Linked DNA regions of Homo sapiens: region 2 is linked to region 1. A link is an interaction called in ENCODE POLR2A ChIA-PET data of the cell type or tissue named here. Cell type or tissue: MCF 10A. All regions are shown on one strand. Links, peaks and the distances in the headings refer to the core of each region. The heading gives the core; the rest is flanking DNA. Region 1 has its middle 39 kb from the start of XCL2. Region 2 holds the start of LOC100505918 (a long non-coding RNA gene).

Region 1 (5,384 bases), core at 122-5,121:
GATGACAGACACAAAGTCAGGGGTTCCCCAGGCCACCTGCTATGATGAACTGGCTATGAATTTGGAGATTTCCATCATCTTCTCTGGTCTGATATTTGCTAGAATGACTTGCAGAACTCATGGAAGTGTTATAATTACAGTTATAATTATAAAGGATACCATTGAGGACCTGCTAAGTGAAGAGACTAACAGGGTGAGGTCTGGCAAGATTCCAAATGTAGAGCTTCCATTAACCCCTACCCTGTTGTCAGGATGCATATCTCTAGGTACGGTGATGTGTATTCCCCAAGCAGGAAGCTCCCCTGAACCTCACTGTTTCGAGTTTTTATTGAGGTTTCATCAGGTAGGTGTGATTGGTTAACTCACTGGCCACGTAATTAAGTTCAAGCTCCAGTTCCCTCCCCTCTCCAGGGGTCAGGAGTTTGTATTGTTAACATTTGGTTCAAACCCTTAACCTTGTAATCACACGGTTGGCCTTTCTGGCATGACCAGCCCCCATCCTAAGTTGTCTCCCTGGTGTAAACTAAGGTGTGGTCCAGGGTCCCACCATAAGTAACAAAGACACACTTGTCCCTTGGGAAATTCAAGGGGCATAGAACACATTTTTCCAGAAACCTGGGAAAAAGACCAGGCATATTCTTTATTATATAACAGTGGGAAAGAAATTATTACCCTCATTTTCAGATGGCACTGAGGAAGGCAAAGTGACTTGTTCAGTGTCACAAGGCTCAATAATAATGGAGCCAGAATACCAATCCTGGAGGTCTGACCCCAAGTCTCAGCCTCTATCACCGTGATAGATTCCCTACAGGGAGGCCAATTTCACATCATAATTGTCATTATATCTTTCAAACTTTTTTGAGTAGCTGGATCTGAGCTAAATGTTCCTTTGGGAACCATGATCACTGTTCCTGGTGGTTAGTAAGAGATCCTCCTCCTCTGGGCTGTGGCCCATTGATGCTGTGAGTGTGGGGTTGGCAGCCCTCTGATCAGGAGGTCCATTGTATGACAGGTACAAACAGTTCTGCAGACTTTGAAGGTGAGGCACAAGCCAGAGCTACCCTCTTTGTTGAACCATGAGGATAAGTGGATCAAAGGAGTCACAAATCCTCAATTTTAGTGTCCTTTTTTTCTGTAATTTCCACTTATGATAAGAGCATTTGTTATTGGCAAGCTATCTATCTATACGTTTACCATCTGTGTATCCAATCTATTCATCTAATCTATTTATGTGTCTGTCTGTCTATCTTTCATCTATTGACAAGCTTTCATCAGCCTTAAAGGCTGATTGTGGCTGTGGCCTGTTTCTTATAGTGGGGAAGGAAGTATAAGTAAGGTTGAAGGTCCCAGGCATGGCTAAAATACAAAATGATGATTTTTCTAATGTTGCTTCCTTCTCCCTTCTCCTCTCTTTCCTAATACCCCTCCCCCTCCAGTCTTTCCTACTCCCTTCTTCCTTTCCCAGCTTTCAGAATGCCTTTTTACTTCTCCTACATGGAAACATCATCTTGGTTGAACAATCATTCCTATGTGCCAGATATAATTCTATGAGCATTATGCCTATTAACACACACCATCCTCACTACTATTACCATCATTGTAAGTGTGAGAAAGCTGAAGCAAAGAGACGTTTAATGAACTTCCCAGAGTCTCCAGCTAGTTTGTAGCAGATCTGAGAGCTTCAAACCCTGGTAACCAGATGCCCGAGTCTGTACTCTTTACCACCTCACTAAACTGCCTTGATTAAATAAAAAGAATTTCAGCTTTGAAAGTTGGGTTAAGTTGCTGGCTTTTTTCCTTAAGACATATGTGACCTTAGTCATGTTGTAGAAGCTGCCCAAGCCTCAGTTCATTATCCTTTAAACAGGGTAAAGAAACCCTTCTTCAATATGATGCCACAAAGACAGAATGAGGAAATGTATTGAGTAATATACTCTCCACTCACTTCCGTTTTTCTCTTCTCCCTAGGACAGGGGCATGGAAGGACCTAGAGAAGGCGTTGATTCATGCTCTTCAAGACTCATGCTCAGCTTTGGGAGTGCAGTTGGGTTGCCTTTGCAGGAATGACCTTTTGAGACGTCACCCAGCTGCAAGCTGGCTCTGGCTCCTTATTGCCCCACCACAGCTATTGCCCAACTCACTGTAGGGAAAGAGTGGCTTGGTTTTTTTTCTTCAAAACTAAGACTTTCAGGAAAGTGAGCTGCAGTATCTGGAAAATCCAGATATGTTAAGTCACAGTATAAAAGTCTCTTTTACTCTTTCAGGACCATTTTTCCTTCTCTTCTGTGACACCTTCAGCCTTTGCAGAGAGATTGTGGGCAGGAGACCTGTGACATGGGTGTTTGCCTCTAGGAAGCACAGCAGAGACCAAAGCAGGGCACAGTCATTTCCACCCTGGCTTAGACTGTACTGCTCAGCACCGTGACTGGAGGTTACAAGGCCTTTGGCTGTAAGTTTACCTCTACAGGTTTTACTACTTAAGGAACTCCTGCCAATGGACTTTTCTTAAGCCTCAAGGTCAAGTTCAAGTTCCATGCTGGCTCTGTAGAGTTTTCTTGTCCTTTGCAACACAAATAATGGCCAGTCTCTTTAATTGATTCCCCTTAGTTCTGCTTGATTTTCAGTTTTTCACCTTACTCTCTCTAAGTATTAACAGTGACCTTCATGGGAACTGTGGTTGTTACCTTATTTCTTTCTTTGTTGAGTGCCTAGATCCTTGCCTGGAACTTGGCTGATGTCTAATAAATGACTGTTGAATTGAATGTTGACTGCCTGCCTTCCTTTCTGCCTTTTTATATATTACTATGGTTCCAGAACTTTCTACCATCTATCTCACAGATTCCTCATTAGACCCTTACATTGAGATTGTTCATTTCATTGGTCCTGAGGGATTCCCTTGACCTTTCCCCACTCTGTAAATACCAAGTTAGTCTAGCAGAGTGAAACAAAAAGTGAAGTTGGGACTAGACAGACTGGGCTTGGAATACTCATTTTTCAATTTACTTACTGCTCTGACCATGGGCAAGTGGTTCACCATCTCTGAGTCTTGCAAAATGGGGCGATAATGTCCAGAGCTGCTGCTGATAGCCCAAATAGCATCTTTGTGTGAATTAGAAAAGGGAATCTCCAGTGGCCTGTGGACCCTTCATGTGGCAAGCCGGGTGTGAGTTGGATTTTTAGCCTTTACTTGCTCCCTTGGCTGGTACATTCTGTAAAAATCATTCAAGGCAGCTCTTAAAGGACCTCTCTCCCAAGGCTGGCATGAAGGCTAAATGACACTGAGCAAGGGAAGAGCCTGGCAGAAAGCAGGGAATGAAAATGTTTTATTTTTTTGGTGCCCAAAATGAAAATAACACCATGTTACTTACAGTGTACATCCACTTTCCCTCCCATTAACTCCCACCTCTGCCAACCCAAAGTCCTCTATCTGTCCTGTACCATGGGAAAATCCTAGGCAATACTGAATTATCAGTGAAGTTAGCTACTGGAGTCTCACATCTCTTCTAAGGGTATTGTGTCCCCACCCCTACTCCAGCTTCATGAGCCCATTGCCTTCACTCTCTCTCTTTCCTCTTCTCCCTGCTCCAAACAAATTTTGTTTCTGGAAAGAAGCTGATCTCCGCAGTTTGAGCCTTTTCATCTTTCTAATTGTGTACTTACAGACTTTCTCTGCTTTTGGAGATAGCTCTGGCATTACTAAATACATGTGGGTCACAAAGTAATTACTTCTTCTGAGACATAAGGCAGATCTAAAAATGGACCCCTACAAGAGCTAGCATCTTATTGACTGAAACAGATCTCCCTAGATGCCCCAGTAGATACATGACATTTTGATAATTATATCTTTATCAGACACTAAAGTAAACTAATGCACTTTAAACCAAGCAATGTACACACCAACATTTCCTCTATATCTCTGACCCCATCCCATCATCAAGTCTTACAAAGGTCTGGTTGGTGTTTCTCCCCCTTTTTCTTTCTGATCTCTCCTGTGTACTGTAAGAGAGCAGTTAGGATTGCTCACATCTTTGTCCTTAAAGCTCCCAGTGGCAGAATATAGGAGGGAGAGTGGGAGGGGAGAAGATGCTAACTTCATCCTGCTCCTTGGTGTGCCCTGAATCCCAAACAGAAGTAGCCCTGAAGCACACTGGGACAGAGGTTTCAAGACTCTACAGTCTCCTAAACCTCACCCGAGTCTTGAGCTGGATGCTTGACAGGATTGCAGAACTCCTTTGCACAGTGACTCCGACCCAGTTTAGAGGGCTGAAATTTTAGATGTTGAACGTCCCAGGAAACCAAGCAAATCATGAATAAAGAAAAGGCTCACAAGCCATCGTTTTACATCTTGGTTAAGTTTTTGCTATGGTTTTTGTTGGTCTATTGTCAGTATAGCAGAGTGACTAAGTAATGGGTCATGAAGTGGATGATCTGGGTTTGAATCATCGCTTACACTTGTGTAGCTGTGCGAATGTGGACAAATAATATTTTGTGTCTCAAATTTCTTTTCAGCACAATGTGGATGATAATGGTACCTATGTAATTAGATTATTAGGAAGGGTAAATGAAATAGTGCTGATAAAGTGCCCAGTACAATACCTGGCACATTGGAAAAGTGCTCATAATCGCTAGCTGGTTATTCCTACCAGAGATAATAGTGACAACCAAAAGCATTCTCTTCTTTCCTGAGGAAGATTCATTTGAAATACATTTTTTGTTGTTGTTAAATATGCTAATTGGGATTTTGGAGAGCTTTCCCTAGCAAAGCAGGGAATGCTGCAGTGTGATGTTATGGAATGACCATCATTAGACTTGAATAGAAAGACCCAGCAAGGTATTAGTTCTGTTTCTGTCTTTATTAGACTATAATCTTGAACTCTTCACCCAAGAGGGCTTCACCTCAGTTTCCTAATCTGCAGAACAAAAGGATTGCATGAGATTAACTCTATGATCCTTTCCAGCTGCAAAGCCCTGTGATTCTTTGTTTATACTGAATATCTCTGGCTCAGGGAAGAGGCTGAGTCCGGACTCAGGTCCAAATGAAGGCTTGGCATATTGGTCAGTAGTTGGAAGGCCTGAGTTGTTGCCATTCTTGCCTTTGATCACTCACATTTGTTTCAGCAAACCGAACAGGTGAAGTCAGGGCTCTATCAGCTTGGACTTCCACATTCTTGCCTGAGCAGGTGGCCTTACAGCAACAGGCTTCCCAGGCAGACAGTTAAATGTTGGCAACTTATTCCACACAGAGACGCCAGAGGCCTGGGTGGTTCTTATTACTGCTGCCTAGTCTCTCTTGTTTCCTAGTTCTTGGGGAGGCCAAAATATTAAAAAGTGAATTCAGACATCTAATTAGACTCCAAAGCTGTGCTCTTGGGCAATCTGCTCTG
Region 2 (5,384 bases), core at 87-5,086, 83 kb before region 1:
CCACCTATGGGTATGTCTTCACATGGCCTTCCCTTTATGTGTATCTGTGTCTTAATCTGCTCTTGTAAGGATATCAGTCATGAGGGCCCCCCTTGATAACTTCATTTACCTTAGTTACCTCTTTTTTTTTTTCTTTCTGAGACAGAGTCTCACTCTATCACCCAGGCTGCTGTGCAGTGGCACCATTTCAGCTCACTGCAACCTCCTCCTCCTGGGTTCAAGTGATTCTCTTGCCTCAGCCTCCTGAGTAGCTGAGATTACAGGTGTGTGACACCATGCCCGGCTAATTTTTGTATTTTTAGTAGAGACGGGGTTTTGCCATGTTGGTCAGGTTGGTCTCGAACCCCTGACCTTGTGATTTGCCTGCCTCGGCCTCCCAAAGTGCCTACCTTAGTTACCTCTTTAAAGACCTTACCTCCATATACTGGGGGTTAGGACTTCAACATAGGAATTTTTGGGGGATACAATTCAGCCCAAGACAAAGTTCAGTATCATAAAATCATACTTACTATACCAAAGGGGTCTGGGCTAGTGGAGAAAACAGACTTTAAAAATCTATATTATTTTTACTGTGTGTCTTTAGGTAAAAGCATAAGCCTCAAGTCCTTATTAAACATGGAAAGATGTTTATTCTTGGTGCAAGAATGAAGGGTACTGTGCGACTTAGAGCAGACTCGAGAAAAGGTTAAGTGGATGGATTCTTAATTGTTCTTCTACCTTCCCCTACGTTTCCCCCTCACTCATTACAGTTAGGTATCAATATCTTCTTGCTGTAACCCTTCCATTAAAACCTGTTCTCACTATCTGCAACTTATTCATGCTATAATATGAATGTCCGACAACCACTTCAGGAGTTTTTTTCTGCTTAATGTTTTATTTTTCCAGAGACCCGAGCCTTAAGCCAAAGGAGTCATGCCTTAAAGGAATTTCAGAGATCAGTTAGGGGATGAAGAAAGTATTTCCTGAAATCCTTTTCAGTACCCTGGATATCACCCCACCCAGATAATTGCTTACTCACCCTTTTACAATGTCAGCCTTGATGATAACTCAGACGAAAGATGTACTTAATTAAAAATAAAGCCCAACACCAGAGAAAGATGTCTTGTAGACAAATTTTCTAGCCCTAGTGTTACCCACCTGTGTTGCTAATGATGGTATACTTTTTAATGTGAGTCAACACGTGCTGGCTCCCATTTTCAGTGTTCCTAGATTTTTATCTGCCTGCCTTATTTTCAGAGGAACTGGCCTAACATCTCATGAGTGTTGATACTATTAGAACTGACCAATATTTGGGTTGGTTGGGGGGTGGGGTGGGCCTGGGAGGCTGGCTTTCCTGTTGGTCTCTAGCCTGTAGAACTGTTGTTGTCGATCATGTAGAATGAAAACTCCAACTTTAATGGTGCTCATTACATCATTCACTGTCTGAAGAGCATGCACACTGTAAGTTACCACAAGAAATGATAGCCGAGGATGGAAGCCTGAATATATTTGATCTTCATGATTTCAGTGTCTGGAGTGATGACTAGATATCTTTGTACCACTTTCCTTTCTAGTGGCTGAAAAGGTGTCTGATTCAACAGAAAAGTCCTTCAAAGTTTATACAAAACAATTTGTCTCAGAGCTTCTTGATTATGTAAAGGCCTCTTTAGCTTTGAAATGAGAAAATAATCGGAATCTTCCTATTACATTCTGGGAAACATACTCAGAGACATAACAATTCAGGAGGAAAAAAGGACAAAATGCCTTCCCGTCTCACCAAAATTGAATTAAATAAGTGGAGCCTGGCAAAGGGCAGGCTTTATGTAGAAGTGATTTCCCCCTAGATCTAGAGATGACCTGATAGCCAAAGGTTGAGATTCATTTGATTAAAGCCTAAACTTCCATCTTTTATGTTATGAGTCTCTTTGAGATTTATAATCCTCATTTATAAAATGGGATTAATATTTTTACTTGTTAGTGTTACAACAAAATAAGATAATATAAGGTTTGTAAAGCACCAAGCACACAAATATTAGATTACTTTTCCTTGCCTTGGTAGCAAAACTCTCTAAAAAACTCACTTATTATGAACATGTTGAATTTGTTTGAAAAGTAGAAAGAGAATAGTAAGATGAACACAACTTAAGATGAACACACCTAGATTTAACAATTGTTAACATTTTACCATATTTACTTAATCTCTTTTTAGTTATTTTCTGAAGAATTTGAAGTAAATTACAGACATAACTTTATTTTAACTTGAAATATTTAACATGTGCCTTGAAAAATGAACATATTCCCCTATAACTACAGTATCACTTTAGTCTAACAAAACTGATAATAATTTCTCAACATCAGCTGATACTTAGTCTATATTGAAAATTTCCGGTGGTTTCCAAATGTCTTTCAAAGCTGATTTATTCAAGCAAGATCCTGATATGAGCATCTCATCAGGGAACTCTATTTTATCTCATTGCTGCCCACTAAGGGGGCCAACCTTGTTCTGTTGTTTACTAGTCAGCAGATCTGAAATTCCTCCGTAAGTCAGGCTAGGAACATACTTTAAGCTAACTCAATACACAAACTTAAAAAGATAAATTGTGCACAACAGCAAATGACTCATATGTTTTCAGGGACTGTTTGAAGACTTGAAGTTGTGGTCTTCCTTTTGGTACATCTCAGCGTGCAAGCATAGGTGCTTGAATGACAGGAAGATGATTAGTGATAGTGGGTTTGGGGTGATGCAAACAGGAAGAAAAACTCATTTACATGGGGAATCTAAAATAATTAAATGTACAGAAGCAGAAAGTAAAGTGGAAGTAGGAAGGGAAACTAAAATTCGGGGATCCCAGTGGAGGAGGTGGCTTTGCATGAGGATGGAATGGACTCATCAGTACCCCACATAGGTTTAACTTACCACTTATCATGGCTCAGTGGAAAGGCACAGATCTGGGTCCAGATCCCAGCTCCACTCTTCTAGCTGCATGACCTTGGGAAAATTACTATACATTTCATACTTTAGTTTTGTTTTTTCTTCTGTGTTGTGCTAATACTTTTGTCTACTTTCCATAGATGTTGAAGAGATTATAGCAGGTGAACATAGAGTTCTAGTTATATAGTAACCGCACATAAAAAGTATCTATCTATCTATCTATCTATCTATCTATCTATCTATCTATCAATCATCTATCTTCATTATTATTATTATTACAATACTTTACCTCCTATGGTGGTTGGTGCTTCCAGCTCTATTGATGAATGCATCCCACACACAATTGTGCTCAAAATGTCATGACCTAAAGTGAAATAAATACAGGAGACATAGAGACTTATCATAGGATAGGGGTTTTTTGTCATATTTCAAGCAAAGCAGTTCTCCCCTGATCCCTGTCCATCTCCTAACCCTCTTGGTCCATATGGAGGTACTGCAGCTCAAGGTCACAAGGCTATCCATGGCTGAAGCCTCTCTCTAACTCCCAGATGCCAAGACCTTGCAAAGCTCTGCCTCCTGCTGGCCCTACTTCCCAAGGTCAGTCCTGGACCTAGCCCGGTGGCCAGAGGGTCTTATAAGCACCCTCAGCTCAGCTCCAAAGAGAAAACTATCTCTCCCAACTACCTTGGTGGCCAAATTATCCTTTTCTAAAGCAGCTTTATTCCTATAGAATTTAGAAAGCAAAATACTTTTGTTTTCCCAGGAGAGAGGTTTTCACAACAGTGTTTGGCAGGTACTTGTCATTGCTCAAGGGTTGCTAGGAGACAAATGAAGGCTGGCTTAAGACAGTTGCAAAGCATGGAATTCTACTCTCTAGAACTGCAGTCTTGATTTCAAATTTTAGCTTGCATCTGAATCACCTGGGGGTAGTTAAGATTCAGGTTCCTGGGTCTCTGGGTCTGGGATAGCTTGTGTTTCTAATAAACCTTCTAGTATAGATGACCCAGGGATCAGGATCACACTTGGAGAAACATGGAAGCAAGTCAACTTGCCTAACAGTGAGTCTGTGGAAGTACCTCTCTGGCAATTGGTTTTCAGTGAATTGATTAAGAGCTGGGAAACATTTTCCTAAAGAAAATAGGGTCTTTTCAGCATGATTTCAGGGATATAGATCTCCACAGTCATTTATCAGTGCTGGAGTGGTGTTCGGGATTCTTTGCCTTTATTATCAAAAGCTTCTGTAGCCTGTTATCATTGACCTGATCATTGACCAGGTAGCCAGGAGAGGGAAGGAGGAGCTTTCTAGGCCATGGAACGTCACGTGAAAGGCCTGTGAAGGGAAACATATGAAGAGCTGAAGGATCTGAAAGGTATTCAGCAGGTAAATTAATATGATTTGGTGCTAGATTGGCTTTGGGGAATAGCATGGAAAAGATGATGCCCATGATGGGTTCTGGTTTCTGCTTATCCACCTGGTTGGTATCATTCAGGAAGTTAGGAAACACTAGGAGAAGAGTCTTGTCTTTTTTTATTGTTTCTTTGTCTGGAGGATTGGGAGATGGAAATGAGGATTTGGTTTTGGACCTGATTAATCTGAGATGCTTTTGAGATATCTAACGGAGATGATAAGTAGGCAGCTGGGCTGATGGGCATGGGGCTGGAAGGCATCTGGGTTCGACACAGAAAACTATGGGTCATGTGGGAATTGGTGGTTATGGAAGCTGTGGGTATGGGTGAAAATTTCCAGGGATAGTGTAGAGGGAGAATCATTGAGTTCTAATGATTGACCCTGAGGAATCTTAACAAGTAAAGTACAGGGAGAAGGGGAGGAGCCAGCGAAAGGAAGCCTGAGGGAAGCTAATTTTTCTCAAGTGAAAAGTTTAGGCATTAAAAGTCAACTGGAGGGGCCGGGCACAGTGGCTTATGCCTATAATGCCAGCACTTTGGGAGGCAGAGGCGGGAGGATCGCTTGAGGCCAGGAGTTTGAGACCAGTCTGGGCAACATAGCAAGACCTCATCTCTATTAAAAAAAATTAACTGGAAGAAACCAGTTGTTAGAAGGAGGTTGAATGTACTAGAGAGAGAAAGATTCCACATGAGATGTACATAGAAAGGCAGGAAGGATGGGACCTACAGCCCTGTGTTCCAAAGAGGTTATGGTGACACTGTCACAAAATATTTTGCTGAATATCTGTCAGGACACAGGTATTCTGAGAGTGTCACAGGGTTTTTGATCTCTGAAGGGCTAGTGTGCTTTGGCTTTGGCTTTCACGTTGACTCCTCTGCCTGGGGAAGAGAAGTCTCTATGTACATGCAAGAGCTGTGCATTTTTACAGAGACTCAGGGCTGAGAAGGGTTTCTGTGTGGGAAAGTTTATCTCCAACATTGCCTTCAACCAGGCTGGTCATGCAGTGTCCATAGTGCTCTGTGCCCTGACTTGGCTTCAAAAGGAATGGCCTGGAGAGACCAATAC

The links. Peaks named below come from ENCODE experiments on the same cell type or tissue, not always from the same donor. Only the 100,000 strongest peaks of a DNase experiment are listed, where the experiment ranks them.
Region 2: POLR2A ChIA-PET joins it to region 1 with 7 read pairs; 2 of 35 experiments call an interaction of 5 or more read pairs at or near these places.

What each region holds. Positions count from the first base shown.
Region 1 is chr1:168,502,248-168,507,631 of GRCh38, forward strand. No RefSeq gene overlaps it. Among named protein-coding and RNA genes, the nearest start is that of XCL2, 39 kb to the right of the region's middle. In MCF 10A, for the core only: no CTCF peak of the experiment used is centred there; DNase peaks (open chromatin) are centred at 2,034 and 4,424.
Region 2 is chr1:168,418,930-168,424,313 of GRCh38, forward strand. LOC125312414 (a long non-coding RNA gene) reads right to left here. Exons shown (of 8, transcript NR_176090.1): 5 at 3,201-3,275. LOC100505918 (a long non-coding RNA gene) reads right to left here and starts at 3,727. Exons shown (of 5, transcript NR_176059.1): 1 at 3,661-3,727; 2 at 3,201-3,275. In MCF 10A, for the core only: no CTCF peak of the experiment used is centred there; no DNase peak of the experiment used is centred there.